Regions from separate parts of the Mus musculus genome. Here all the other regions are linked to region 1. Evidence: chromatin loops called from intact Hi-C (ENCODE). Cell type or tissue: left cerebral cortex. All regions are shown on one strand. Links, peaks and the distances in the headings refer to the core of each region. The heading gives the core; the rest is flanking DNA.

The links. Peaks named below come from ENCODE experiments on the same cell type or tissue, not always from the same donor. Only the 100,000 strongest peaks of a DNase experiment are listed, where the experiment ranks them.
Region 2: a loop joins it to region 1, with 2.5 times the contacts of the local background. A loop is called at or near these places in 8 of 42 quality-filtered maps.
Region 3: a loop joins it to region 1, with 3 times the contacts of the local background. A loop is called at or near these places in 7 of 42 quality-filtered maps.

What each region holds. Positions count from the first base shown.
Region 1 is chr7:82,171,216-82,181,378 of GRCm38, forward strand. Sh3gl3 (SH3-domain GRB2-like 3) reads left to right here and starts at 3,581. Exons shown (of 9, transcript NM_017400.7): 1 at 3,581-3,804. The coding sequence starts at 3,760. In left cerebral cortex, for the core only: a CTCF peak has its summit at 5,168; DNase peaks (open chromatin) are centred at 4,294 and 5,059; H3K4me3 peaks cover 596 bases; H3K27ac peaks cover 243 bases.
Region 2 is chr7:82,239,454-82,249,616 of GRCm38, forward strand. All of the region lies in intron 1 of Sh3gl3 (SH3-domain GRB2-like 3), which reads left to right. Gm32903 (a long non-coding RNA gene) reads right to left here. Exons shown (of 7, transcript XR_003946814.1): 3 at 10,061-10,138; 4 at 6,279-6,364; 5 at 2,327-2,405; 6 at 831-970. Among named protein-coding and RNA genes, the nearest start is that of Gm32903, 11 kb to the right of the region's middle. In left cerebral cortex, for the core only: no CTCF peak of the experiment used is centred there; DNase peaks (open chromatin) are centred at 4,597, 5,092 and 5,413; H3K27ac peaks cover 327 bases.
Region 3 is chr7:82,258,918-82,269,080 of GRCm38, forward strand. Sh3gl3 (SH3-domain GRB2-like 3) reads left to right here. Exons shown (of 9, transcript NM_017400.7): 2 at 1,215-1,283; 3 at 9,363-9,435. Among named protein-coding and RNA genes, the nearest start is that of Gm32903, 8.1 kb to the left of the region's middle. In left cerebral cortex, for the core only: a CTCF peak has its summit at 4,450 (motif pointing left); a DNase peak (open chromatin) is centred at 4,440.

The DNA.
Region 1 (10,163 bases), core at 4,217-6,716:
GAGCTGTCAGTATCCACAGATGCCAAAGCTGGTGCACAGACAATGTACAGAAATGTGGATGCAAGTAACCAGCATTCTATGCACCAGGGGGGAGTCATGGACCATGGGAAAGATGCCTAAGGAAACATTGTATCCAGAGATGGGCAACTTTCCTCGTGCACAGTCCAACCTAAGACATGGGGCCGGGTGGCGATAGGGTTACCCTATGACAGGTAAGGCTGTGACATTAGAGGAACGACCTAAAACAGGAGCCACAGCGGATGGGCATAATTGCACAGGCCTAGTCCAGCCTCATTTTATTAAAACAAACAGGGGGAGATGTGGGAAGCCACATGTGCCATTGTGAGTGGCACTGACTACTGCTGGCCACCACGCATAAGTTTGGACAAACAACCAATGTGTACATATGCAGTAAAGTTTTTTGCAAAGACACTGCCTGGCCCGGGCATGATAATGAGACTTTGAGAGTATAACCAATCAGATGTGAGACATGCAAATGAGGTATGATAATGAGGCTCTGTGAGGTACAGAGAGAGAGTAGCCAATCAGATGAGGAACATGCAAATGAGGCGTAGTGCATAACCAATCTGGGTGTGAGACATGCCTCTCCTAGGCCTATATAAGCAGCACCAGTTCTGGGCTCGGGGTCTTTTAGCCTCTGCAATCAAGCTCTCCCAATAAATGCGTGCAGAAGGATCCTGTTGCAGCGTCGTTCTTGCTGATCGAGTCCGGCGAGCGCAAGAAAAGCCTAAAAGTTATCTGCTCTCCAGTGCTTTGCTCACATTGTGACCCTGTCTATTGCTTCTTATATCTGAGAGTTTTGCTTTACAGGCTAAAGCTATCTGCTCTCCAGTGCTTTGTCCACCTGTGACCCTGTCTGTTGCTTCTTATATCTGAGAGTTTTGCTTTGCATGCTTCAAAACTGTTGTGTTCTGTCATTTTTTGATTGTCATGTCATCAGTGTTTACCCCTTTTATCTAAATAAAAGAACTATTTCATCCTATTAGCAGTTCTTTTGATTTTCAATATTTATATCCCAACTTTTTATATATGCTCCATATATCTTAATTGATGCATTATTTTTGTTAGTGGCTATTAATTTTATGAAATAATAGGTTTCATTGTAATATTTCATACATGTGTAAAATGTACTTTCATCATATTTAGTCCCCATTACCCTGTTCAATAGTCAAGAGCATTTGAATATGGCCTCTAAACAGAAGCTCTACAACCTTGGGTAGCTGAGGGGTAATGATGCTGTGAAGAGCAAGCCTTGAGATGGCCAATGTGGTTTAAGCTAACTGCAAGGCCACTACTCCTAGCTTGAATCACACTATTTCAAACCTCTGCTGTACATATGTAAAGTGTAAAAATCTTCAAGACACTATTTGATCATAGTAGCAAAAGTCTAACATACATTGAATTAAAAGCTCTTAACAAGACAAAAGTAGTTTAAAAATTTTTTTTAAATAACATTTGGACCAAAAAAGAAACCAAAAGAATGGTCAAAAATTGTTTCTATAAAACAAGTAGAACATTCATGTTTTTTATAAAGGCAAGGCACAAAATCCAAGTCCTTGTTAGCTCAATATCTGCTTGTTATAAATAACAAAGAGTAAAGTGGGTAGAATATGTAAATGCTTTTATAAGAGAAGGATCCCTGAGTTTAAAAATGATAAACAATCTACAAGTCTGCATTTGAATAAACCAAGAAGATAGATTTCCACAATTGATTTCCATGTAAGGAAACTTAACTATTCTATTGTAATGGTTAGCTTTGCTTATCAACTTGACAGGATTTGGAGTCACCTAGGAGACACACTTCTGGATGCGCCCATGAGGGAGTTTTCAGAGAGCTTTAACAGGAAGGAAAACCTCCCTGAATGGCTGCCATTATCTCATGGCTGGGGCCCAAGACTGAACAGAAAGGGATGAAGGAGATAATGAGTTAGTAATAGAGTTTCTTCTCCCTGCTCACTGACTGTAGATGCAGTGTGACCAGCTGCATCATGGCCCCCATGATCCCATAGCCTCCCACCCACTGGAATTTGCCCCACTCCCCATGGTGGAAAGGTCCATTCAAATTGGGATTTACCCCTCAAATCAGAACAAACCCAAATGAAATCTGCACAAACCTAATAGATCTACCAGCCATGGAAGAATGCCAGTCACCAACTTCAAAAAGAACCTGACTCCTCAAGGGGGCACGGGTTGAGGCTGTGCCGTTTAAACTTCTATTGGGCACAGAGGTCAGCAGCTGAACATCTCCTACCCAGCCACAGACTAGTCCAGGACAAGGGAGACCATCTTCCCCTAAACCTTTAGTGGGGATGGGATAGCAGAGGAGACTGGGCATTTTGCTGTGGTCACCACTGTCACACCACCTACCTCTGTCTGGTGTCAGTAAGCCCTTGGCTAACTAGGACAAAGAGTGTTGAGTCACATTTAGTAACCTTGTCCCACCACTCATGCTTGTTAAGATGGCCACATCTTCTCCCATATCAGAGGCAGGGCACTGTTGACACCACACTTTCCTAGTCATTGTGAGCAAACCTAGGCATAGAGAGCTGTAGGTGTTCACCCTGTCACACTAGGGTGAAGCTCTGAGGAGTCAGGCAGGCCTGGGAGGCAGGCGCTGAGGCTTCTGGAGACATGCCAGAGCCAAATAGAAGCCCGGATACAGGTGTGAACTGCAAGTGCTCAGGACGACAGGAGTGTTGATGATCCCAGACCCGGTGACGCCGGGAAGCGTCCACAGAATGTCATTTCTTTTAGGTAGAGACTGAAAGTTGCACAGTGTTCGTGTCGGTGTGAAGCATTGCTGAAATGGATTGAAGACATTAGGAGCCACGGGGCCTTTGAAAGGTCAGATTCAGGGAAAATAGTAGACGTGTTGGTGGCACACGAATTAATGCAAAGCTCCTTTTCTGTGACTGGGTTCTGTTCAGTGAGGACCTCTAGACCCCGTGGAAAGGATCTTGTATAAAGGACTCTCCTGGAGACCAGTCTGAACAATTCTCTGGTAAGTAGTGGAACGGAAGGTCCTGTTTTTGGTATGTTGTAGACTGGCTCTTGGTGTGCCTGGTAAGAAGAGGCTCAGCTCACATAACTCTCTCCCAGGGAGCCCCAAACCGCTCCGGCAGACTGGCTAAGAACACAAGTAACTTCTCACAAGCAGGTTTCTCCGTCTAACTACAGTTCCCGGTTCCTCTAGTGTTTCTTCTCTCCTTGAGAACACATCCCAGCGTCCCTTCCTCACAACACACGTCTATCTAAAGCTCTCAGGGATGGGGTTTGGGGAGGGGAGATCTTGCTACCAGTGAGTAAAACCAGGTTTTCCACCAAGTCCCTGAAGAGCAGAGAGACCTCGCGTCCAGAACAATCACAGAGCCAGCTGTATCCCAAGTCTTCCGAAAGAAGTCCTGAGAGGCTCTCCTTATCCCAGGGACATCCCACGGCCAGCCCTTCCACTGGTCCTCTTCTTGGCTCAAGAGCTCCTGGTCGCCACGCAACAATGAAGCGTGGGCGGTCCTAGAAGCTTCATTTGCATGCTGCCGAGGCTCGACCAATGGGCTGCGTTGGGGCCTCGAAACACGGTGTTGCTATCTGCGCGAGCGCCTGTGCCAGTGTGACAGCGCCGTGGCCGTGGCCGTGGCCGTGGGGCGCGCGGGGACCGCCCGGGGTGCCCGCTCCGCTCAGCGTCCGGGCCGCGTGGCCCGGCGGAGCCCCGAGACCACCCCCGGGCGGGGCGCCGCCGCGATGTCGGTGGCTGGGCTCAAGAAGCAGTTCCACAAAGCCAGCCAGGTAGGGAGGCGCGCGCGAGGGGTTTCTGGAGGCGGCGTCCCCAAGGGGTTGCGGGCCATGGACTCGGGGTCTTCATCGGCTTCCTTCGGACTGGGTTTCTGGTCGGCTAGGAGGGCGCGGGGGGCGAGTAGCGGTCGCGCGCTCTGGGCTGCGCGTGTTGGTGCCTCCTCCCCCGAGTCTCGGGTCTCCCGCTGCGCCCTGGCGGTTGTAAATCTGAGCAGTTCGGCTGGCAAGGGATCGGAGGTGGTGGGCTTGGGGATGTGCGCCCGGAGGAGAGCTTTTGGGACCAAGACCGTGGTAGGCCTCCCTCCTGCCCCGGAATCTCTCGTCTGTCCGTTGGGACCCCCACCCCCACCCCCCGCACCCAGGACGCTCTTCTTGCGCCCTGGCTGGGACCCGGCAGTCTCTGTTTTGGCTTTCCAGGGGTTGGGGCTCATCGCTGTGGTCCTTCCCTTGCCGGCCGTCTTCACTGGGTTGGTTCGAGGTTGGCACCAGGCTCCTGCTCTCTCAAAGAGACAGTGTGATGAGGAGACCCAAAACACACACGTAAACAAACCGAGCTAGACACGCCTCCGCGGAAGAGGATGGCAGGTGATTCAGTGGGGGCTTCATGGGAAGCTTCCAGGAGGTGAAGACAGGGCATTTGGGGATTAAGCTTGAGAAAGGATTGTGTCTATGGATTGTTATAGGAAAAGGAGGGCTTTCTGAGCAGAGGAATCTGGAAACAGGGACACAGGAAAGTGTGTGTGTGTGTGTGTCACAAGCAAATTTGCTTTCTAACACTATACTCTTCACCAATGGTAGAGCCTATGTTGTAAAACCTGTTCACCAGCACCTGCGGAATTGTTGCCCTGCCCTCATTTCTTTCCCAGCCTCAGTTTTGCTGAAACCCAGGTGGACTTCATTGCATCTTAAGTCCACGTCGGTGGCGATGTCCCACTCAGGCTTTTCCTTCATATCGATCTTGAGATTGCAGCTGGCCTTAGAAAAATCTTTTTTTTTTTTCTATTCCAGGCGGAAAGACACTGCTAGTCCCTAAGTCACAGCTGGTCCACAAGGAAGCTAAGTGATGGCTGTTCTCAGCAGGGGACATAGGGCAGACAGTGATGCTATTCAGGATGTTAGAAATCCTGGAGGAGAAATCCTGAAATGCTGGGTGAGAGCAGAGATGGTGGATTCGTTGTTGTTTCTATAGTACTTACAAAAGTCTGTGGGATATTTCAGTTGTTACTGGCCTTTGGGCCATTGGCATATCTTATTCTGGAGTGTCTAAGTGATTTTGGGGAAATTCCAATTAAAATGAACATTTTAAAAAGGGAGAGCTGAGGCTAGTGGAGTCGCACACAGTAGTATATAAAGAGAGACTCTAGGGGGTGCTACACTCACCACAGGCACTGGCCACATTTGGACAGTGTTTTAGCCCAGTGCTTGATGAGTAGTGAGCACTTTATAAATGTATGTGTAATAAATGGACAATAGTGGGTTCAGAAGCAATAACTGCTATCACAAGATCATGGGAGGGGGCAGTCGAGTCATACAGAGGGTGGGTAAGCTGTCAGCTTCTACTTCTTTGGTAATGCTAGAGCAGCCAGGAGACCCAGAGTCTCTGTGGGCAAGGCCATGCTAGAGTAACTGCTGGACATGATTGTTACATTGTCGTGCTTAGCCCTAGCAGAAAATGAGGCGCTTGCTCTCTCTCTTTCTCCCCCCCCCTTCTTGGATATGGACTTTATAGGAGCAGCCTTGTGATCACACAGACTGAGTCCTTAGGCGCTTCAGGATGGCTTCTGACCATGGAGCAGAGTGGGTGGTTGAAATCATTGGACTTTACTGGATTTGGGGAAGTATACTGTGTCAGGAGGCTTGGTTCTATTCTTTACAATCAATCAAATCAAACTAGCAGGAGGCCTTCCAGGGGTCACCATTGTCCTTGGGGCAGGTGTGTTCTTACCCAGGCTCTATGCTTTTCCTGCCTGTCTCTGAAATATTTCGTACTTCATTTGACCAGAGAGAGTTTACATACTCTCTCTGGACTTACCAACATGGTGTGGTTAAGAGTACCTGACAGATAAGTTTCAAACCTGTTCTAGATATTTCCGTACTTCCCGCTCTTCTCTCCCCCACATCCAGGTCTTACATAGCCCACCCTAGCCTCAGAGCGGCTACACGGCCAAGCGTGATTGCAAGCTTCTGGGGCCCCACTTCTATCCCTCCAGGGCCCAGGATACAAGAGGGAGCACTCTGCCCAGTTTACACTGAGCTGAGGACTGAACCCAGGGCTCCACACATGCCAGGCAAACACTCTCCTGTCTGAGCCGCATCCCCACCCTCAGACTTCTAGAAGTCTTTCTTAGAAATTATGCAGTACAACCAGCTTGGAGAAATTAGGTTTTGTTTAATTTAATACAAGGGAGCAGAGTAATAAAGAATGCCAGATGTCCTCCAACAGTGTCTCCACAGCGGGCTTTAATTCATTTGGAGCTTTCCCGGGGCAGGGAAAGGGAGTCCCGAATGACATCAGTGGCTAATAATTCCCAGGGATTCAAGGCTGGCTCCTTGCCATGATCAGTTCTGCAACCTTGGAAATGTGACTTAACCCAACTTGGCCTCCTTGGCTTTCTCTCTGCATGATGTATGAGAGGATTCAGAGGTCAGGTCCCTGTGATAAACTTGATCGCACAATGTCTGCAAAACTCTTGTGTATGTGTGTGTGTGTGTGTGTGTGTGTGTGCGTGTGCACACACGTGTGCTATGTAGTGTGTGGGCGTCTGAGGAGGCCAGAAGGGAGCACTGGATCCCCTGGAGCTAATAGGGTTCTAGGTAGTTTTGAACCACCCAGTGTGATTACTGAGAACTGAGCACTGTATGAACTGTGTCCACTGGGCTGGAAGAGCAAAGAGCTTCTAATCATAGAACCATCTCTCCAGTCCCTTGATTGTACACTTAAATAAGCTGCATAGTATGTGAGTTGTACATATGCAGGCGCGCGCACTCACACACACACACACACACACACACACACACACACACGTGTACGTATACGTACCCACACATGCACACACAAGCAGGTACACACATGCATAAAAGAGAGAGAACATCCATCCATCTAGATATTGTGTATGTGTATCTCAGTTCTGAAATCCTTAAATATTTTACTTAAAATGTTTCAGACAAAGACAAAGACAATAGGGACCTTTTGGAAGTAAGGGAGTCTGGACCATGGCAGAGTAAAATGACTGAATGCCCTGGCTACCTGCCCCTCCTTTCCTGACCCTTTCCCTGTCATTGAGGAACAGAGCCCTTGGTTTCCCAGAAAATGAGCTGTCAGCCCTGGACATGATGCCTCATTGTGCCAGGTTTCTTGAGTTTGTCACTAAACACTTTTCAAACTCTTTACCAAAGTTTTAAATAGAACCAGTTGTTCTGCAGGGCTGAGAGTGGAGTTGGTGGAAAGCAATGCAGAGTTCAGAGCTGCCCCTGTGGCTTCTTGCTAAGTACAGCACACAAGCAATAAAGAGATGCTCTGGTCATGCATCTATGTGCTCATCCACTGAGTCTGGGTGCTCGGGCCTGGATGCTCTCCTAACAGCTGCGTTCTTTTCATTCCAGGACCTTCTGACCTCCCAGGGGCTTGAGTCATAGTCCCATGGAAGCCCAGGAACCAGTATCATTTCTGTCTCTCCTCTCCTAAGTCTTGTAGGCCCCATGTTGAATTTACTTCTTTGAGCTTTTATTGTGACATGACCTAACAACATCGTAGGAGATGAGGAAGCCCTTAAGTTAGCTTTTTGGTAACGCAATCTTTCTCTTTTAATGCATCAAGTTCAAAAAGGCTGAGTGTCCATAAGGTCCATGTGTCCCTGACATATCCCCCTGCAGACACTGCCTGTGCAGGCTGGCCATTTATGGGCAAATGCTTCAGGGGAAGATGGCCCTGGTGAGTGATAAGCTGCTCTAGGGAGACAATGAATGTCTTTTGTTTCACTTTCTCATTAGAGAAAAAGATAAAAATGCACTTTGAAAAATCCATAATGATTTATTCTTTCTCTTAGATGCATTGGAAAATATATTAAAGATCAGACATTCTTGCTATCTTTTCACACAGACTGTTTGACAAATTAATTCATAAATCTGAACTCTTTGGTTTGAAAGCCGGGGTCCTAGAGTGGATGTCTAAACCAAACTGATTAGGAGTTTGTTGTTTTGTTTTGTTTTTGTTTTTGTTTTAAATAACTAAAAGATCCAATATAACTCAAACATTCTTTACATTTCCTTCTATAAAGTAAAAATATTACCCAGGGTGTCCTTTGTGATTTAGCTGTAAAGCACACTGGAAACCAGAGTTTCTCCCTGGTTAGATGAGCTTTTTAGTTTTATTAAGTACGTTGAATGCAATTGTATTTTCCAACACTAAGTATGTGGAGGGGTGTGTGCCGTGTGGGGACAGGATGACCCGGAAACTAAAGTCCTTAGGAGACAGAATGGATAGAATACTTTACTCAGCTAAGTGGTAGGTAAACATATGGTGGATGTTGGAGCTCAGCAGAGTGTGGGCAGTTAGATTGTGCGCACCTCTGTGTTCCTGACATCGGGAAGTGCATGGGCTGGGAGGGGTTCATCCTGGAGCTGCCTTTAGACTCCTGCTGTTGGTGCCCCTCTGAAACAGCCTTTTGTTGGCCCTTCCCTTGTAGCTGCCCAGCTCCTCACAGGCAGACTGCAGTGCCCACCTGCAGGCCTCCAGGCCACTCATGGTGGCATCATTCACCCAGTTCCTTGTTCTCTTTCCTTTTCAGTTTCATGCAACCTAGTGTGGTCCCTAATTCTTTATATAGGTGAGGATTTCTGACCCTCACCTCCACAGTGCTGGGGTTATAGGCCTGTGCCATCTTGCATGGTCCCGGAATACCCCTCTCTTCAGTGTTGACTCTTGTTGCTTTCCTGGGTTGCTCTCTGCCAGTCGGTCGGTAGCAGAACTGTGGCTGTTTCAGGCTCTGTGACTTGGGTCCTCCCTGGTGAATCTGATAGGTGAGGCATAGCTCCTCATTCCTGTCTCTGCTCTGGGCCACACTTCAGTAGTCCAGAGGTCCTGTTTGCTCATGTGTGGGTGTTTTTCTGCTTCTCTTTGTGTAACAAGGAACAAAATACAGGTGGCTAGTTGCTTTACGGTGCCTCCCAATCCTCTCATTTTCATTGTCGAAGGGGCTTTGGGCCTGTAGCAGCATCTCTCTTCACATTTCTTTTCTCTCGAGTCATTCTTATCAACATGTAGATATGAGTTCTCCTATCTCAAAAAAAGAGAAAATTCTCCTTTGGCCGAGCCCCTCCCTCGCCTCTCTTTGTATCCCCTCTCTCTTATCAGCAGGTACACTCCATCTTGGCTTCTGTCACACACTTTCTTTTCAGGCCATTCCAACTGAGTTGTCTCCTGTGCTTTGAGGCCATGCATGTTTGGGTCTTAAGTGTCCTTCAGTCTGATAGTCACTTCCACACTGGAACTCTGTGTAGCATTTGACCCATTGCCTGAGGATAGCACCTGCCAGAGTTCTTCCAAGTTCAATCAGCCAGCTGATCCTCCGGTCTCCGTTAATAGCTCTTCATCCTTCGACTGCACAGCTCTGCTCCACGCTTGTGCTCCGGCTCCTGTTTTCTAGACTTGCACTCTTTCGAGGAGGCTTGCCCACATTTAAATACAGTATGTCCTCTGATGAATCTCAACATCGTATTTCTGCTTCAGACATAAATCAGTGCTACCTTCCTCTCAGACACTAGGGTTGAGATGGGAGAACGGGAACTTTTGTCTGTGTCCTCTTGCCTTTTCTACTGGTGATCTCAGATGTCTGCTCAGTCTCTTAAGTAAAACAAAGCGCATCACATGAGTTTATTGGCGTGCTCTTCCTCCTGGCTTTGCTCTGAAAGTGTATCCTTAATTTAATGGCTGTTCTCCGTCACTGCTGATGCTGATCTGCTGATCTACTCTGGTCATTTTCCCTGCCCCCCCAGCCTCCCCCCCACTCCCCGGCTGCAGTAGCTTCCTAACACATTGTTAGACCTCTGTGTCTGCCCTCCTACGTACATCTGTTCACTCATGGTGCCAGGATGCTCTTCCAAAGATACAGCTCGAGAAAGCAGAAGACTGAAAACGCTGGAGAAGACAGGAAGCTATCTGTTGGTGGGAATATATTTTTTAAAAGCCACTGTAGAGAACAGTGTGGAGCTCTTATGTTATCCCCTTCTGGGTGTATAACCAAAGGAAGCAAAAGCAGTGTGCTTAAGAGTCACTTGCACATCTGTGCTTATTGTGGAGTTGGTCACAAGAGCTGTAGAATCAACCTAGGCACTTCTCAGTGCGTGGATGGATA
Region 2 (10,163 bases), core at 3,467-5,966, 67 kb after region 1:
GGAAAGGGTCTGCTAACTAGGAGCCACAGTCATCCCTGGGCTGCAGCAGAGGCGACTGATGGGGCAGATCCTGTGCAGCCCGGCTGTGAAGTGTGTCAGGATTGGGTGTGGCTAGGGATAGTGCAACTACAGAGCCGACTGACCTGGGCTCGAGTGGGAGGCCACAGTGTCTGCCCTCTGTGTTTAATGTCAGGGCCTCCATCTTTGCCGGCTGACGCAACCTCAATACATCTCATGGTCAGTGTGGGGAAAAGGAACAAAGAGGGACACTCGATGCTAAGAAATGAAAAGCCTCCCAGAAACTCCCACCGCAACTGACTTCCTTCCGTCTTGGTCTGATTAGCTACGAGAAAAGGGACTGCTTGTAGCTGGGATGGGGGCTGGAGAAATACAAACTATTCCAGCGAAGTGGTGTGTTGCCTGAGCCGGAACAAAATCTGCCACAGGGAGACTCGAGTCTTCATCCAGTGGGCAGAAGACAGAGGTGGCTTTAGTTGGGCTGAGAAAGGAGTGGGAAGGGAGAGAATGCCCGGGTCTGGTCTCCTTGGGAGGCTGTTGTTATAGGTATGGATTGGAGGAGCTCGAAGCCAGTAGAATGTGGCGACATAATGGGAGGTGGTCTTTCAGAATGTGAAAGGCTTAGGTCAATGTCAGATTGATCTGAGAGGGATCCCTGTATGCCTGCTCTTGGATAATGCACAGACACATGGAGTGTAAGACACATGGAATGTATGCAAGCTGACAAAAGGGTGTTCTAGAAACGAGCCTTCTAGAGTTAATAGGTTAGAGGAGAGAGAGTATGCACGGGGTGATAATCTGGAAAATACTACCTTGAAATGATCCACGTTCTGTCTTGTGTTTCCCACTCTGAGGATTATTGCAACACCCTGCACAGATCCTGTGCTCTAGGCAACAGTCCCGCATCAATGCTGGTTGCTGTTTAGGTCAACTTTACAGTAACCAGAGCCACCTGGAAGAGGGAACATCAGTTGAGAAAATGCCTTCATCGGATTGGCCTGTGGGCAAGTCTGTAGGGCATTTTTTGGATTAGTAATAGATGTGGAAGGCCCAGTCCACTGTGTGGGGTGCCACTCCTGGCTGGGTGGTTCTGGGATCTATAGGAAGGGAAGCTGAGCAAGCCATGGAGAGAAAGCCGGTAGGCAGTGTTCCTCCACGCCCACGCTTCAGTTCCTACCACCACTTCCCTTCATGGTAGACTTTACTGTAAGCTGTAAAATGAAATGAACCCTTTCCTCTCCAGGCTGCTTTCGGGCATGGGGTTTATTACAGAAATAGGAAACTAACCAGGATTATGTGATTATCATTTTCATGTGACCATTACAGTGTGATCATCCACTTGAAGTCCGTCCCCCTTGCTCAGCAGGGGCTGACCTCAGGCAGGCTGTTACCTTGGGTCCTCCTGAGGCTCTCCTACCAGATAGCTTCCTGCCCTGTGGGTGTGTAGGGGAGGAGTTGGAGAGAGGGAGAGAGAGAGAGGGAGAGAGAGAGAGAGAGAGAGAGTATAGGGAAGTTTCTGCTTGTTTGGTGCTGTGGCAGATGGCTTTGATCTCCAGGGTTCTGGCAGGTGTGGGGGCTGACTCCCTCACAGATGTGGCTGTTTCTCACGGAGCCCCCTCTGGCTAGTGTTTGGGAGCCTTTCAAGGTTTTAGGGGTGGTGCATCGTCTTTTTAAATTTTTAAGCATCTTTGGGGTGGATGGCCTCTGTAGCACCTTGAGATCTACTTCTGTCCTAGGGCTTATCTTGCATTTCCCTGGGTCTTGGGGGGCACACAAAGACATCCTCCCTCCCTCCCTCTCTTACTCCAGCTGGTTTAAGCTTCCCGATCATTGCTGTCTGTAGATAGAGATTTTTAAACTCCAGTTCTATAGATTTTTTAAAATGCTACCAATCTACTGACCTGATCTGAAGCTCACAGGGCCTTTGAGCAGGCCAAGAAAAATGAATGAGGAAATAAAACTATTGGACTTCATAAAGAAGAAATTAATGTTTTTTTAAGAAAAATAAATTAAACCTTAGCTCCAAGTGCTAAAACCAAAAGACTCTGGAAGATAGCTAACCACAATTTTCTCCCTCATACTTAATTCTTAGCAACATTAGATGTCAGGAAACAGTAGAACTCTCAGTGCCCAGAATAAGGAGGACGGACCACAGTCAAAAAGTCCAGTGATGTTCCTAGCCTGGTACACAGACGATATTAATTGTCTTAGTCTTCCCTGTTTTTGTTTTGCTCTTGTTATTGTTAAACAGTGCTGACATATAAAAGCCTTTTCCTGGAAAGCTTACAGATCAATATGTATGACTTACTGTCATAGTGTAAAAGAATGCATCGCTCTGTAGATGTAAGATGACATGACCAAGGTGTGGTGGCTCGTTTTTTTGTCACCTGCAGGTAGGAAGCAGAGGCAGGAGAGTCATGAGTTAGAGATCAGCCAGGTCTCATAGCAAGATTCTGTCTTAGAAAACAAAGCAAAACAATCAAGACCCCCAAAACCAAACGAGAAAAAGACAGAAGAGAGAATTGTCTGAGACTGATTACATCAGGGAGGGAATAGAGGGGCTTTGCCTAGCATATAGCTAAGCCAGTGTTAATATTTCACATTTCCTAGTTTTCAGTATTATCTCAAATCTATAAAACACTGTCTATGTTAAAGGAGCTACCTATGTCAAAGACTGGCTAATGTGCATTTTTATATAAAATGAAGGTTCTTGGGGCCATGGAGCTGGCTCAGCAGGGAAGCACCCTCACCGCACAGTTGTGACAACTCAGGTTCCATCCCTAGAATTCACTGGAAGGCGAGAATTGACTCCCTCAATGTCATCTGACTTCCAGTGAACTTAGAATCCCTTCCGGAAATAAGCCCACACCAGGCCTGAGGACAACCTCACTTGGTGTCAGGCAAGACAGTCAGGGACTGGATGCATGGTTCAGAGCAGCCTCAGCAGAGGGGCTGAAGCCAGACTTCTTTCCGCTTCTCATCTCTTGGTGGTCCGCTGGGCTGGTTCCTTCAGTATCTTCCTAAGGAACAGTGACTTAAGCTTTGTCACTTATATTTTTAGTTCACCTAAAAATCCCAAACTGTCCTGAGGTTCTGGGCTTCAGGGAAGTGCAGAGGGAAGTGCAGAGACACGGCTCCCGTGTGTGTGTGTGTGTGTGTGTGTGTGTGTGTGTGTGTGTGTGTGTGTGTGTGTGTGTGTGAGAGAGAGAGAGAGAGAGAGAGAGAGAGAGAGAGAGAGAAAACGAGAACACAGTCTGAGATGTGGGAACCTGAACCTGATATTCCCTGACACCCAAGCATCTAGTTACCACTAGAAAACCACACAGAGCCATCGGGAGCAAAGTGTCAGGGGTCCACGGCCGGGACTGTTGGGGGCCTGAGGGCTCAGTATGGGGGCCGGGTCTAGTCTGGAAGGGCAGAGAGGCCTTCTATGGGAGTGTTAGGCAGCATCTCTGTAGGCAAAGGTCTTCTCCATGCTACCCCTTGGCGGTGGTAGATGAAAGAGACAGTCCTTAGTTCCAAACTGTTTACTGGTTGTTCATCAGGAAAATGGATGCGTACCCACTTCTCAGGGTGAACCAGAGATTAAATACCTTTTGCAGGAAGGAGGATGTCTGGAAAGGGAAGCTTATTGGCTAAACTCTCAGGGCCTCTAGGTACCTCATTAGCATGGAGAACTCTGTTTGGGGCTATATGACAGACAGGGGGAGTGTGGCACACACCTTTCCAGGCCAGGAGTCTGGCAGGGAGCTGGGAGCCGCCTACCATCTCAGGTGTGTACCTGAGTTTCCAGGGACTCAGACCCCCTCTACCTTACCAAGTTTCCTGGCAAGGTCTTCTATCCCACAAGCCTCCGTGCCTTAGTCAGCTGTTTTTTTCTGGAAAGTCCTAAGCAGCGGTTCTCAATCTGGGTTGTGACCTCTTTGGGGGAGTGTCAAATGACCCTTTCACAGGGGTCACCTAAGGTCATTGGAAAAGACAGATATTTACATCATGATTTATAACAATAGCAAGATTACAGTTATGAAGTAGCAACATAAACAGTTTTATGGCTGGGCTCACCACAGCCCGGGGAGGAACTGTATTAAGGGGGCACAGCACTAGGAAGGTTGAGAACCACTGAGCCTAAGCTTCCTTGTGGATACTTTTTTCTTTTACCTGGTTTCCTTCAGATTTCTGGGATTTCAGGTTGCCATTAGACTGGAGGGCTCTGCTGAGATAGATGTGTGGGTGGCTGGGGCAGGTTTTGTCTTTTGCCTAGGTGTGTTTTTTCTTGACCTTGGGTATGTGTGGTGACTGGATCAGTGGGAGCAGCAGGAAGCCACCAAGAAAGGCTTCACTCTGGGACTGCAGCACTTTCCTCTTGGGGGACAGCAGAGTTTTCTCCTGTTGGAATGTTTGGAGAAACCTGAAGCTTCTCTCTGATCCTGATCTTACTCTAGGCCCACTCATCACAAGGGGAGTCCACCCAGACATGAGTGCAGGCTGCAAGCTCCCACAAGCACTCCCAGAGGTCGGCTGCTTGATGGATCTGATGGTGTCTGTTGTTTGGTGTGAGACACTGGTCTGTACTTCCCGTACTCGAAGTGGGAACTGCTGTCGCCAGTTTGCACATCAGGAACTGAAGATGCAGAGCGCTTTGATAATTTCCCCAGACTCAGATCTCTGTTTGTCAGTGGAGCAGGGAGTAGAACCCAGATGCTGTAACTGCAGAATTTGCCTCTGGATGTAGTAGAGATGTGGTTAACAGAATGGGAGTGGGTAATCAGTCCCTTTGTCCTTCTTTCATTTATTGATCTGTTTGCATGTGCCTATACGTGTGTGTATGTGTGTGTGGTGGTGTGTGTGCATGTATGTGTGTTCACAGGAGTGCTCCGTGCATGTGCCATTGCTCAGTGCTGGACCTCGCCTTCCTCCTTGTTTGATACAGTGTCTCACTTGTTAATTGTTGTGTTCACAGCCTGGCGGGCCTGCACACTTCCAGTTATTCTCTTGTCTCTGCCTCCCATCTCCTGGTGGGGGGTGTGCGCGGTTAGACTCTTGCTCTACTGTTTTTGGCTTATACATGGTTGTGGGATCTGAACTCAGATTGTCAGGTTTGTACAGCGGGTGGTTTAAACACGGAGCTATCTCTTCAGCCCACATGTGATTTTTTTAAAATGATGCCCATATTGTGCTTTGGGGATCACTCCTGTTCTTTTGATGTTTACATAATTTAGGCTTGGAATTCCCCTGTATTTGCTTTGATCTAGGGAGCAGTTTTCTACCACTTCTATATTGGTGATAATTTTCTCCCCTCTCTGATCCCATCTGCTTTCCATCTTCTAGGAAGCTCACACCTTTCCTGGATTGCTGCTGGCACCTTTCCTGGTTTCCAGCCCTGTTATGGGTGTGTCCGCTGCCTCCACATATAAGACATTTATTTAAAGACACCTGGTGGAGCTGAGAAGGATGGAGGCTGTCCACCAGCTTGGCTGGTTTGTGTGGTGTTTACTTGCTATCTGCAGTTCCTTTACTCGTGGCAGGGTTGCTTCTTTTCTCTTGTCCTGCTGTGATGGTGACGAAGCCCAAAGCAGGCATCATGGCTCAGGGTACACAGCAGAGGCATTACAGCCCCTGAGATTTCTTTTTCTTAGAAAAGATGAAAGTCCTTATTGTGCTAGTATGAGTCTGCTGATCATAGATGACCCACTCTGGATTGTCAGGCAATGTCTCATGTCTACTGTTGAGATGGTAGGAAGATTCGGACCACCATTGCTTGTTTTATACAGGTCTAGACCAGTGATTCTCAACCTTTAATACAGTTGTGACCCTTTAATACAGTTGGGGTGACCCCCCCAACCATAAAATTATTTTGTTTCTACTTCATAAGTGTAATTTTGCTACTGTTATGAATCACAATATAAATAACTGATATGCAGGATATTTGCTATGCAACCCCTATAAGGGTTGCAACCCACAGGTTGAGAGCCATTGCTCTAGACAAATAAATCAGAAAGAATACATTGTATGTAAATGTTAAAACCATTGAGTGCTGAATTGCATCGAGAGATAGGCAGGCGTATTTACATGCCCACAGGGAGTGAGTGGCATCTATTAATATATATCCTGATATATTTGAATGAATGACATGTCCATGTAACCTGTTCACGGTATAGGTATTAAGGGTTAGGGATATGAAGCAGCTGGAGCCATGCAAGGAGGAAGACCCGATTTCAGCTCCCTGGCATCCACATAAAACTCAGCTTGGTGGCACATACCTATAACCTCAGTCCTGGGGAGGTGAAACAAGGAGGGTCCCTGGGGCTTGCCAGCAGAAACATCCAGATCCTGGGAGAGGCCTCGTCTAAGAAATAACGAGGAAAGTGATTGAAGAAGACCCTTGTCATTGGCCTGTGACTGCCACACGCATGTACATACAAAGATGTAAGTAATACCAGCACCAAGAAGGCTCCCTTAAGGCCATAGCAACATTTATTTCGACCACTACATTTTAGTATATTCTATTAAAGATTTTATGGCTTGATTGGTTTGCTTGCATTTGTGCATCTGTACCATATGCAAGCTCAGTACTCTGGAAGACTAGAGGTGGTGTTAGATCCCCTGGAACTAGAGGTAGAGGTGATAGTAAGCTACTATGCAGGGTCTGGAAATCAAACCCAGGCCCTCTGCAAGAGCAGCTAGTGCCTCAACCTCTGAGCCACCTCTCCAGCCCTGTAGATTTAGTGTATTCTACTTTTGACTTACGTGACTAGAATAACATAGCATGTTCTCCTTTATTTCTGGACTTTATGTCATTAGATTCACAGAGCATAAGAGTCACGGTCTTAGAGTTTAAGTTAACACCATGAGCCAAGCCTGCAGGAGGAAAGTGTTGCTTTACGTTTACAATTCCACAAGGCAGAAAGTAAAGCAGGGCAAGGAGGTGGGAGGCAGGGACTGGTGCAGAGACCATGGAGGAGTGCTGCTTACTGGCTTGCTCCTCATTTCTTGCGCTGACCTGCTTTCTTATGGCACCCAGGACCACCAGGCCAGCTGGGAGTTCACCTGCAATGGAATGGACCCTCCAATATCAATTATCAGTCAAGATAATGCCTTAGGGGCTTGTCTTCAGGCCAATACTATAGAGGCATTTTTTTTTTTAAGTGAGATTTTTTTTCTTCTCACATGAGCCTAGCTTATGTCAGGTTGACATAACAACTAGCTAGCAAACTTGACCACGTGTCAACAACACAGCAACATATCATTAAGTCATAGCCTCTTTTCTTGCTTATACTCCAAATCTTTTTATTAATATCAGTATCACAGCATGAAACATTTGGAAGCATGAAATTTCCACAGTTTCAACTCTTTTAAGGTCCAGTCTTTAAAAAAAAAATCCAAAGTCTCTTTCATTTCTCTAAAGTATCCAAAATCTTGGCAAAATGTCTGTCTCTTAACTGTGGGCTCCTATAAAACATAAGTTAAACACCATCTTACTCCATAAGGGAACAAGGTCACAGTCACAGTCAAGTCAAATCAACCCAAAACGTAACAGTGTTAGAAGTTCAGTGTTTGATGTCTGGGACCCACTCCGGGACTCTGGGGGGACCCAGTAGCTAGCTGTGCTCATCTGGCCTGCCCTTCAAAGCTCTGTCTCATAGATTCAGGGTGGAACCCTTCCATGGCTGCTGCTGTCCTATGCTATTAGCGTATCCAAAATGCTGGGGTCTCCTGCTGCAACTGAGGTTTCACCTTCACCAATGGCCTCTCTTCAAGGACTCCAGGATGCCACACAGTACCAGCCCTCAGATTTTTTTTTCCATAACCACTTCATATATTCAAAACTCGTACCACCTGGGTGGCTCCTGCACTACCAGGTCTGCCTGCCAGCATGAGATGCAGCCTCTCCCCTTTCTGGACTACAGTTTCTGGGCTGACCCTGATGTAGCACACACATCTCAGGGGATTTTAAATACTCATTGATGCTGGCCCCTTAATCAAAGCAGATTCTTCAGCTCCAGCTGACCATTATCAGTTGTCCCAGCAAAGCCAAAGTTTTACTCCAGTGGTTCTGGTCTCTGGTTAATCACAGCAGATTTTTCAGTTCCAGGTGACCAGACACCACAGATTTTTGAATTCAAAATATCGAATGGCCCTGATAGAGCCTTTAAGGGACCCTCAAACTTCTATGTGAACTGTCACAAGCCAAACCTCCAACATCTGCATCTCTCACCCTTCCTCTCTTCCTGCATCCCACCCAGAACATCACACAGGGCTCTGAGCACTTAACAGCTTTGTAGCCCAAAGTTCAAAGGCCACCACAGCCCACCTAAAAACACAAGGTCATGTCTGTTACTAAAAACACAAGGTCATGTCTGTTACGGTGATACCTCGTGACTTGGAACCAATTTCTGGCTTTTATTGCTGTGATAAAACACCGTGATCAAAATCAATTTGGGGAAGAGAGGGTTTATTTCAGCTTATAGTTGTAGATCACACTCCAACACTGAGGGGAGTCGGGAAGGAAATCAAACAAGGGAGGAATTCAAATGCAGATGATGCAGCCTTGGACTGGTGCGGTTACTGGCTTGCTCCCATGGCTTGCTAAGCCTGATTCCTTGTAGCATCCAGGACCACCAGCCTAGGGGTGGCATTGCCCATAGTGAGCCAGGCTTTCCCATACCAATTATCAAGTAAAACAAACTTCAGGCTTGCCTACGGGCCAATACTATGCAGGCGTTTTCTTGATTGATTCCCTCTTCCCACATGACCCTAGCTTGTGTCAAGTCGACATAAAAACCAGGCAGCACAATAAGCACTCTTGATTAGACTTTTGCCCGAGATGGTCTGCCGTTGCCCGAGGCACTGTGTCTTCTCGTTTCTATAGCATGTTGTGTTGCAGACATAGCAACTGTACTTTTGCTTGTTTACTGTTTCTGGTTTTTTGCTGTTTTGAACAATGCTGCTTGTATATGAATTTCAGTGTACTCTCGTAGGAATTTCTGCCTGGTGAATACCTAAGAGGGGAATTTCTGAATCATAGGGCGTAGTGATTTCTATATTCATCTTCAGTAGATGCTGCCAAACTGTTTCCCAAAACCATTCAGGCAGCGTGGACTCTAGAGTAGCACATGTGTATTCCAATTGCTCCATCAATCTTGGGAAACACTTGTACTAACATTCATGTTTTGAGATGATTTTAGTTATTCTGATAGCAGTATAGTATGGCATCACGGTCTGATTTGTATTTCCACGATAATAATAATGGTGAGATATTTTCATATGCTTATTCGGCCATTTGGATATTGTCTTAGTACCTGGGACGTTCCAACAAAAATACCAAACACTGGGCGATTTAAACAGACATCTGTTTCTCAGAGTTCTGTGGACTGTTCTGGCCAGGGTCTGCCTTGGTTCACAGATGGGCAGCTCCAGTGTGCTTCTGTAGATGGAGAGGAGAGGACTAACCTTGACCCATGCATCCCGCAAGACTTAGTAGGACACTTCTAGTATGTATGACACATTGGCCATCAGAGATTCAGTGTATGAATTTTGAGGAGACACACCCTCACTTTCCAGCCTCTTTACTATGGCATCTCATGGACAATCCTAAGCTCCAGTCTTTGTCTCTGGATGGCTGTGACAGCGGGAAAATCTCCACCCACATCCTTAGCCTTCATCCCTGACCCTGTGCTGTGTTCTGTAATTCTTGTCTCTGGACCAGTGAGGACTTACCTCAAGCACCAGGAGAAAACGGAACAGCCTGCCAGGGCCACTTCTTTATGCTTTTTGTTTTTTTTCCCCCCAGAAATTTGGCCTCTTAGAACCTGGTTTCCTTGGTTACAGTGTGCTCTGATTTTTCCCTTGCTGAGGGAGAGATGGCTGCTTATTCCAGACTGGAGCTTTCTGCTCCCGCGCTCCACCCTGAGTTACAAGACAGAAAATTGACCCGAATGAAGGAGTACCTGCACTGCTTCTCCACCCTCACTCCGAGAAGTTTCACCCGGTCTATTCCCGACCATCAGCCCCCACCTTGCTGGTGCCTCTCGCCCACACACACCCTTTGCTCATCTTCCCCTGTTGCTGCTGAATTGAATCTTGCTGTATTCTCTGAGCTGATGGAAGCAGCACGTGGCAGCTAAATGGCAGAAAGAAAAGACAGA
Region 3 (10,163 bases), core at 2,971-5,470, 86 kb after region 1:
CGAAGCCAGATCCATTGGGGCCGGAGTCACTTTTCTGAAAGGCTTCTCTAAGTGGTTGTGTTGGTCTTTAGAGACCTGTCTGCCATGCCCTCTGGCTTGCCAGGCTGCGATCTGTGGCCTCTGCCTCCCTTTCAATGTCTTCTTCCGTCCTCCCCTTGAGCAGTCTTCACTTGGGAGTGAAACTCCTTACTGTTTTGTGAGCACACTGATCTCTCATTATCTAGGGACATTTTTTGGTGGTCAGAGTGGTGTGGCAGATGTGTGCATGTGTTTGTGTGTGTGCACATGAGTGTGCACAGTGAGCACATGACTTCTATTATCATTTAGCGGTAGACAGCAGGGATGCTGCTAAGCCTCTCTTATTGTACAGATAGCCACAAAGGATAGGAACTGTGCTCAGTATCAAACCACCCTTCCCATTCCTCTCAGTTTTCCTTTTTGAAAACACCACCACATCCCAGAAGACCTTTCCCGCTGTGCTGCACACTGAAATGTCACTGTCCTTAAAAAACAAACTCAAATGCCACGCATTCTAGGAGTCAGGTCTTGAATGATCTGCCTCCTGCTCTGCAGACGAGATACTTTCTAAGCAGCCCTGAGAGTCTGTCAAGTTGATGAATTGATAATAGTTTGCATTTGGTCCTAGTATTTGTCCGTTTTTACCGCCTGTCTCTTACATTCAGGCTGTTGGGGTGCTGCTAACTCTTGTCACTCTTGTGTCCCTAGCTGTCTTGTCACTGCGTGTATTAGAACTGCTTTGTGCCATCTGATGAGGATGGGTGCATGATAAAGCTTAGACAAATGGGAAGTGTACATTGTTCCATGATCTTTTCTTTTCTCATTAGTAGCTGTTGTGGTGTGCGTGTGTGTGTGCATGCACCCGCACGCATGCCACAGTGCACATATAGAAGTCTGGGAACAACCTTGTGGAGTTGGTTCTCTCCTTCTACCTCTACGTGGGCTCCAGGGCTCGAACTCAGGAACCTTTAAAATTACTGGCTGCTCTTCCAGAGGGCCTGGGTTCGAGTCCCAGCACCCACATGGCAGCTCACTGTCTGTAACTAATGTTCCAGGGATAGATATGCAGGCAAAACCCCAGTGTACAGAAAACCAAAAATCCAACAACGCCAGAGCCAAGATTTTTGTCACTAATTTCAATGAAAGGAATATAGAGAATCTTTGTTCAGTGAAAGCATTTGTGTTTGTTTTTGCAGCTGTTTAGTGAAAAAATAAGTGGTGCCGAAGGAACGAAGCTAGATGAAGAATTTCTGAACATGGAAAAGGTAAAGCTTTTTGAACATGTGACGGGTTAGAAATGGGCTGTCTGTGCCCGAGAGAGAACCGCCTACTATTGGGAATATGACCTGGAGTGGGAATCCAGAATGTTCAAATGCAAGCATGGGGTGCAGAGTCGGGAAGGCAGGACCCCAGTGCTTCCCAGCCCAAGCCAGGATCAGGTTGAACCACATCTAGTCTGGGCAAGTTGAGGAAGGAAACGGAATGTGACTAACTGGTTCCCCTAGTGGCCAGCTGTCAGAATGCATAACATGTGGGCCTTGGCAACAACTCCAGGGCCAAATGGTGCTCATATGTCTTAGAGAGTCAACTGTGTCTCAAGGCTTGTGTGACAAGGCTTTTCCGATTTATAACAACTGATTTATCATTTGGTAATCTAGGCTGTTGTTCCCATCTGTTTCAGCAGCTGCACAGCAAATACTTTTCTGCCATTAGAACCGACATATCAGCTGTGATACAGAGATAAGTATGTGTGCCCGGCTGGCCTCACATGGGGGCATCTAGAATCATATATGCAGATGAAATAATTTAGAAGAGTGTTCCTGGCTTGGCACTCCAATGATGGACTGCAGACTCTGTCCCCTGTCCTGTCCCCTGGTCATCTACCTGGAGAGTGGCTCTGGTGCAGTCGGAGCTGGGTCCACACTGCTCTGCTTCCTCCCCTTTGTCTTGGGCCCTTTGAGCAGAGCTTGTCCTAACGATTAGATTCCTCAGACCGGAGCTGGGGGCCTGGGTGTGGCCGGCAGTGCAGGTTGGGGGAAAGCCCGCTCTGGGTGTGGGTTGGGAGGGCATTCTCTTTAATGTAGGTAGGACCTGGCCAGCCTTCCTCCAGGAAGTGCCCGAGAGGTGTTTTTTTTTGTTTTTTGTTTTGTTTTTTTTTTGTTTTGTTTTGTTTTGTTTTTTCGAGACAGGGTTTCTCTGTGTAGCCCTGGCTGTCCTGGAACTCACTTTGTAGACCAGGCTGGCCTTGAACTCAGAAATCCGCCTGCCTCTGCCTCCCGAGTGCTGGGATTAAAGGCATGCGCCACCACGCCCGGTTTCCTAGAAGTGTTAAGACCCTAAGAAGAGAAGCTTATTTTGTGTTTGATTTTGAAAAAAGAAATTCTGTGCATTGAAAACCCTTTCAACATGTTAATATCATTGACATATCTAAAGTTGATTTTTAAATTTATTAATATATATAATGATAGGATGTATATGGCTTCTTTACCAACTAGATTATTCAATTCATATGCTATACTTAAAAACAAACATCTGGAGTTATGTTATTGGGTTTAGAGTCAAGGTCTGGGCGCTGGCAGCTCTGACAAGCTGGGTTCAGACAGTAAGTAACACCCATCCATGGCATCTGCATCAGCTCCTGTATCCTGACCTGCTTGTTCTCAACAAGCCCGTTAAAGAGGCAGGTGGCAGGGCAAACCTGGGCAGAGCAGCTTATTCAGTGTAGCCCCGTCTGCACCAAGAGAAACACACGAACATTCCATGTGAAAGGAGGCTCTGATTTCAATAGTAGGCTGAGGCGTGTATAACGAGGCAGCGCTGGTCAGGGTGTGGCTGAGGCATGGGTAATTAATCTAGGCCGTGCTGCTTCAGGTCCTGGCCCCAACTTTGCCTCTGTCTCTGCTTCATCTCTTCTGAAAGGTGGATCTTAAGTTGTCAGATGGGGTCTTAGTCAGGGTTTCTATTCCTGCACAAACATCATGACCAAGAAGCAGTTGGGGAGGAAAGGGTTTATTCGGCTTACACTTCTACACCAAAGGAAGTCAGGACTGGAACTCAAGCAGGTCAGGAAGCAGGAGCTGATGCAGAGGCATGGAGGGATGTTACTTACTGGCTTGCTTCCGCTGTCTTGCTTAGCTTGCTTTCATATAGAACCCAGGACTACCAGCTCAGAGATGGTCCCACCCACAATGGGCCCTTCCATCCTTGATCATTAATTGAGAAAATGCCCCACAGATGGATCTCATGGAGGCATTTCCTAAAGGGAGGCTCCTTTTTCTGTGATAACTCCAGCTTGTGTCAAGTTGACACACAAAACAAGCCAGTACAGATGGTATGAAACCGCTTTCTCCTTTGCTGGGCACCAGGGCTTCCTCGGATCCTCTCACATAGCATAGCATCCTGGGAAAGTCCAGTATCAGATAACCAATGGGGTGGTGGACAGGAGGGGGACGGACAGGAGGGGGACAGACAGGAGGGGTTTCTTAGGAATGTCTTCACTCCTGATGGGGCAGGTGAAGTTTTAGCTGATGGACTGAGGTTCCTTTTGTTTATTCCTGTTTAGATTTTTCCCTCCAAAAATCATTGGTAGTGACAGAAGTACAAAAATAATATCTATACTGTAGTATAGGATAGAGGAGCTTGCTGTTAGGTGATTATATGTTACAAAACTAAGTACTTTAAGGACTTTATGGAAGAAATTAGAGTCATCTAAAAGATGACATGAGAATGACCGGGCAATGGGAATAATAACCCACAAACATGCTTACTAAGCAGAAACAAAGGAGCGATGCTAACATCAGAGGATAGCACAGTACCAAAAATGCATTGCAAGGAAAAATGTTTCCTTTAAAAAATTGTCATGTTAATGTAATCTTTAAAATTTTATGCATGCATCTTAATCATATATCCATTTCCTCTTTATCTCCTCAAAATACCCCCCGAAGAACTTTAAAAAAATATAGGAAGATGAAGAAAAGTATCAGAGTTCTGAATCAGACATAGCTTCTAAGTTTGTGAGGTAAAAGCTATGAGGAGGCCTGAGAAGAGACTGAAGTCAGAGAAGCTGCCCACCCTCCCCTCTCTTGTAGTAACAGATGGACCAACGGTTCTCATAGGCTCAAGGAAGGTTTGGGCAAAACATTCATACCGTTGACTGTGTATAAGTAGAGCCTGCATCCCCCCGGGTGGAAGTGGTCACTCTTCCCAGGCTCTTTGGTTGCAGTTACAGAGGACTCACGGGGAAAGTTTCTTAAAGCCATAGAACGAAATCATCACAGGGAAGATGGCTTCCCAACGCCACGTTTGGATCCTCAGAAATGTGAACCTGGGGCAGGAGAGAGGGGTCAGCGTGTAAGAGCACTGTTGCTTTTGCAGAGGAACAGGGTGACCCACAACGGTCTTCAGTTGCAGGGGATCTGGCGCCCTCTTCTGGCCTCCAAGGGTAGCAGGCAAACACACAGGCAAATGCTCATTTATATAAAATAAAAACAAATCTCCTTTGAAAATGTGAAGTCACTTCTTCATTTGAAGGAGATTTTAATAAAAAGTAGAATTATGTATTATGACAAGTGACAGAACTTTGCTTTCCGCACCTGTGACTTATGGCTACATCTCAGATGCAGTTAGCAGGAAATCAGCGTTGATAGAAAGCAAGGACATCACAGAGTCCACAGCTGGGGGATCATCAGCCAATTAAGTCACTCCACATAGAAGGTAGAGCTTAGTATGGGGACTGGAGAGAGGACCTGACGGTTGATATGGAGCACTGCTCTTGCAGAGGATTGCAGTTCAGTTCCCAGGGCTCAGGCTACCCCTTCCTGTAAGCCCAGCTCTAGGGGATCCCATGACTGTGGCTTCTGAGGGCATCTGCAGTCATGTGCGCACAGCCTCTTACAGACATATAATACACACAACTAAAAAGAAACCAGTGCAAAAAGGTTGATAAGTCAGAAGATAATAACAAAAAATAGATGCTAAGTGGTCTTGTTGTTTTGTTAATGAAAAGGTGGAAAATCATAAAGGCCTGGAGGGAGGAGGGAGGAAGCACAAATGCTCATTGCAAAAGAAAAAAAGGGGCTGTAGCCATAGCCACAGGTCGTTTTATAGTGTGTGTGTGTTGTATATTTTGCCTGCATATAAATATATATACATGTATTTTACACACACACACACACACACACACACACACACACACACACACACACGTGGGGCAGTGAGCTGTGCACAGGCAGCCTGGTCCCCGGTCAAGCACAGGCTTTAAACCCTGGTGACCCTGTAGGTGACTTCTCAGCCATGCTTCCTGGGCTCCTGGGCTCCTGGGTCCTGTCCTAGCTACAGCTTCCCACAGCCCCTTCCCACAGCAGAGAGGTGTGTGGCCATTAGTCATGTATGGCAATGCCCCAAGTTCCTGGCATTCTGACTGGACTCCACCCCCACAGTTACCTGGCAACACAGCCAGGTAGTCCTGGCCCACTATAAAAGGAACTGCTTGCCCCTCCTCCCTCACTTACTCCTGCTTCCTGCTTGCTTCTCTCCTGCCCTCTTGCTCCCCCTCTCTCCTCATTCCCTTCTCCCCTCTCTCCTTGTGGCCATTGCCGGCCTCTACTTCTCTACTCTCTCCCTCTCTCTGCCCTTCTTTAATAAACACCTTAAAACCATGGACTGCCTCTTCTCAGGGGGATCCGCAGTGCTGGAGCAATGGAGCAGGTCTCCCTCTAAGGAGCATGCCGGAGGCCTCTCTGTCCTCTCAGCCAAGGCAGCCAGCTGAGACAAGCTGCTCACCACCAAGCCACCAGCCTAAGCAAGACAAGGACTCCCCTCCCCGCGGGACCCAGCCGGAGCTCTCCTCCCTGTCCTTTTCCCTTCAACCCTGGGCCAGAGCCCACCCGTGGGCCCCGCTCTGTTCTCAGCTCTTCTGAAGCATACAGCGGTGTCTGGGATGTTTGAAAGCCCGAAACTGTCATCCTCGGCCTCCATGCGGGCCTGGGGACCCTGAGCCAACGCTGGCAGATCCACTGGGACCTCAGACTGCGCCTTCCCCATCCCCAGAGCGGAGTCCTGCGGCTTCTCACAGCCTGACGCCCACCCGGCAGTGGCTGCAGCTGCATGGGGTCCGCGGCACAGTCAAACTTCCCACATCAGCCTCCATGAGTGGCCCTAGACCCGTGGTGAGCCAGACACGGGACCCCGTTTTTGTTTTTGTTTTTGTTTTTTCGAGACAGAGTTTCTCTCCATATCCCTGGCTGTCCTGGAACTCACTTTGTAGACCAGGCTGGCCTCGAACTCAGAAATCCGCCTGCCTCTGCCTCCCAAGTGCTGGGATTAAAGGCGTGCGCCACCACTGCCTGACTGGGACCCCATTTTTAACCAACACACACATACATGTGTACTGTGTGTGCCCAGTACCTATGAAAGTCAGAAGAAAGTACCAGATCTCCTGGAACTGGAGTTCTGGATGGTTGGAAGATGCCATGTGGGTCCTGGGAATGGAGCCAAGGTCCTCTGGAAGAGCAGCCAGTGTTCTTAACTACTGAGCCGTCTCTCCAGCCCCATGATATCCTCAGAACCCTGTTCTGCTACTCAGCCCCTGTGTGGGCTGGGCCCGGGAGAGTTAGTTGCACGTCCTATATTTAATCAACTGGAGAACACACTTCACAACACACAGCCTTCCCCAACATGCTCATACCTCTGCCTGCCTCTGTTTTTTTTTTTTTTTTTCTTTTGAGTTTTGCCAAAGATGTTTGCATAACAGTTTGTTAGTACAGACACACCTGTGTGTGCACACACCGCAGCCATTCCAGGAGGGCCACTTGGTTTGGTTTCTTTGTATTTATTCACGAGTTAGTTTAGGTTTCCTTTGAGCACCTATCTTTGCCAATGTGTTCAGTACCATGCATAGAATTTCCTTTGTTTCTCCTCCTCATGAGTTTCCTTTCACAATGTATCTTACCAGATTATTTTACTTTATTTAAAAAAATTATGTATAGTGAGAATTCTGAGCTCTGTGGATGCTGACCTTCTGTGGTTCCCCCTCCCCCGTTTGCCACTTTTTGTAAACTCCATGTGCTGTATCTGTCACTGTGTAGTATGACATTTTTGTGTGTCACAGTTTAACTGTGGGATCTCAGGTCAAGCTTGGATGCTTCAGCATTTGGAGACATTCTGTTTTATAAGTTATTACATTTTTGGTTTTTGGTCCATATTTTTATCCTAATACAGTGTGAATCTCACTTTATCCTCAGCAGGATAGGGTTACTAGTGCTGCAGTGAAACACCACGATCATAAAGCAAAATGGAAAGGGAAGGCTTCATCATAGAAGGAAGTCAGGACAGGAACTCAAACAGGGCAGGACGCTGGAGGCAGAGCGGATACAGAAGCCATGGAGGAGTGCTGCTTACTGGCTTGCTCCTTTTCTTTGTAGATCTGCATATGACTGACCATTAATAACTACACAGCACAGTCTATACTAGACTGCTTTGAAATCTTCTCTGCCAATGCCATTAACCCCAAACTGTTCAGTTTAGCTTCAGAAAGACTTTCTGGACAAGGGCAAAAGCAGCCGCATTTATTGCCAAATTATCACAATAATGATCTCTAAGCCACATACTAAAATCCTTCCCCTATGAAAGTTCGTGAGCCAGGCCCCCACAGTTCAAGTCACCTTCAGCATCACTGCCTTTCATGTTCCTACTGAAGCCCTGACTTAAGTGTTAATCTTTTCTAATCCAAAGTTTCAGAGTCCACATTCCTTCAAACAAAATCATGTCAGGCTTATCAAAGCGATACCCCAGCCCCTGGCACCAACTTCTGTCTTGGTTAGGGTTTCTGTTGCAGTGAAGAGACACCATGGCAACTCTTAGAAAACATTTAACTGGTGCTGGCTTACAGTTGAGAGGTTTTAGCTCAGTATCGTTGCCGGAGGACGGTCGCCTGGGTGCTGGGAGATGCATTAGGATCCACAGGCAGCAGGAAGAGTCAGACACTGGGCCTGGCTTGGGCATTTAAAACCCCAGAGCCCACCTCCAGTGACACACTTCCCCAACAGGGCCACACCTTCTAACCCCTGTCTAGTGGAGTCACTCCCTAATGAGCAGCAATTCAAATCTGAGCCTGTGGGGGCCATTCCTGTTCAAGCCCACCACATCAACCTACCATGTTTTAACCAAATGATAATTCTGATGAGATTTTATATGCTAATTTATGGGAAGGTTTGTGTCTTTCTAAAACTAATTTTTATACATAGGGAATTGGATTTTTAAAAGTCTGTCTTCTCATAAGATTTATTCCTTTTTAGGACATGATTTTGTATTTCTCTTGTGATTGTCATCTCCTTTCTCTCTCTCTCTCTCTTTCTTTCTTTCTTTCTTTCTTTCTTTCTTTCTTTCTTTCTTTCTTTCTTTCTCTCTCTCTCTCTCTCTTTTTCTTTCTTTCTTTCTTTCTTTCTTTCTTTCTTTCTTTCTTTCTTTCTTTCTTTCTTGTGGGCTACTGATGGTATAGAATAAAATGAATGAACTCTGTATTGTGGTGGTCCTGGATATCCTGTTAATTTTATGCTAATTAATAACCAGCAATGCAGGAATGGCAGGGCAAAAATCAGTCAAATCATGGCAGAAAAACTCTGCTAACATCCAGCAGGGCATGGTGGTTGTCTTATTAATACCAGGGTAGTTTCTAACATGACTCATTATATTGTGATACCTTCTCTAAGCATGACTATTCAAGTTCACTCTGTAGATACAACTAAGGCTCTCCAAGTGTCTATTCACTGAGTAGAGTTGTAATGTATAGAATATTTCTTATTTTCTCCTCTACATTCATTTTTAACATTATGAAGAAAAGGAAATTAGTGTTGTCTGACGTCACTGAGAAGAGGGTGTTATCTCAGAGTCAGCAACAGAGAAAAGATCACCTCTTCCTAAGATGTTAAAACATCTGTGTTCAAATCACCACAGTAGAGCTGGAGAGATGGCCCAGCAGTTAAGAGCACTGGTTGCTCTTCCAGAGGATCTGGGTTCAATTCCTAGCACTTACATGGCAGATTACAACTGTCTGTAAGTCCAGTTCTAATGGATCTGATGTCTTCACACAGACATACGTGCAGGCAAAGCATCAATTCACATAAAATAAGAAATGTAAAAAAAAAAAAAAATCACCATAGTAGCATTAGAACTTAATTGAATGGGAAATACTGTTGTTGGTTTTGTGACTGTAGCAAGTTTTAAATTCACTAACATTTCTTCTTTTCTTTTCTCTTCTCTTCTCTTCTCTTCTCTTCTCTTCTCTTCTCTTCTCTTCTCTTCTCTTCTCTTCTTTTCTTTTCTTTTCTTTTCTTTTCTTTTCAAAGAAAATAGATATCACCAGTAAAGCTGTTGCAGAAATCCTTTCAAAAGCCACAGAGTATCTCCAACCCAATCCAGGTAATGTCAGAACACGTCTTGAAACATTCTGTTGCACATTTGTGTTCATGGATTCTCTTGGACCCAGCTCCATTGCATGAGGCTGAGACAATTTGGAAGCAATATCCCTGCGTACCAATAATGGAATTCAGTTGTTAGATGCAGAGCCTCCAGTGACACAGTGTGGCTGTAGCGAGTCACAATGTGAGGCTGAAGTGCTGGTCTCAGTGCAGACATTCCCAGATGAACATCTCCCGTGTTCCAGTATTCTTCAGAAACTCACTGCACATTTAAAGAAAGTTTTCTTAGTTATCAATTATTAATTATCAAGAAAGTCCTCTATACTGTTCGGAAAGATCTGTATGTTAACCTGTGACCCTGATGCTGAGGCTGAGCCATGATAGCACAATCTGTGGGAGCCTTGTTGGAAATGAGCACCACTTCTGCCCCAGGCCTTCATCCCTGGGTCCTAGACACCAGTTGTCACAGGATGATGAGAACCGGCAGAAGGTGCCCAAGCCTTGCACTTTTCCTATAGGATTTGCTGTGGGAGTCACTGTGAGTCCCTTAGCCATAGGAATCAGAGAGACACGGCCACACTCATGAGCATGTAAGAGCATGCATTCAGTTAAACCATCAGTGAAGACCAGAGAGTATAAAGGGCTTCAGAGTCGCATGACTAAATTTGTCCAGCCTCATCAAGTGACTGGACTGACCAGTTCTTATCAGCCTATACAAATCCAGTGTCA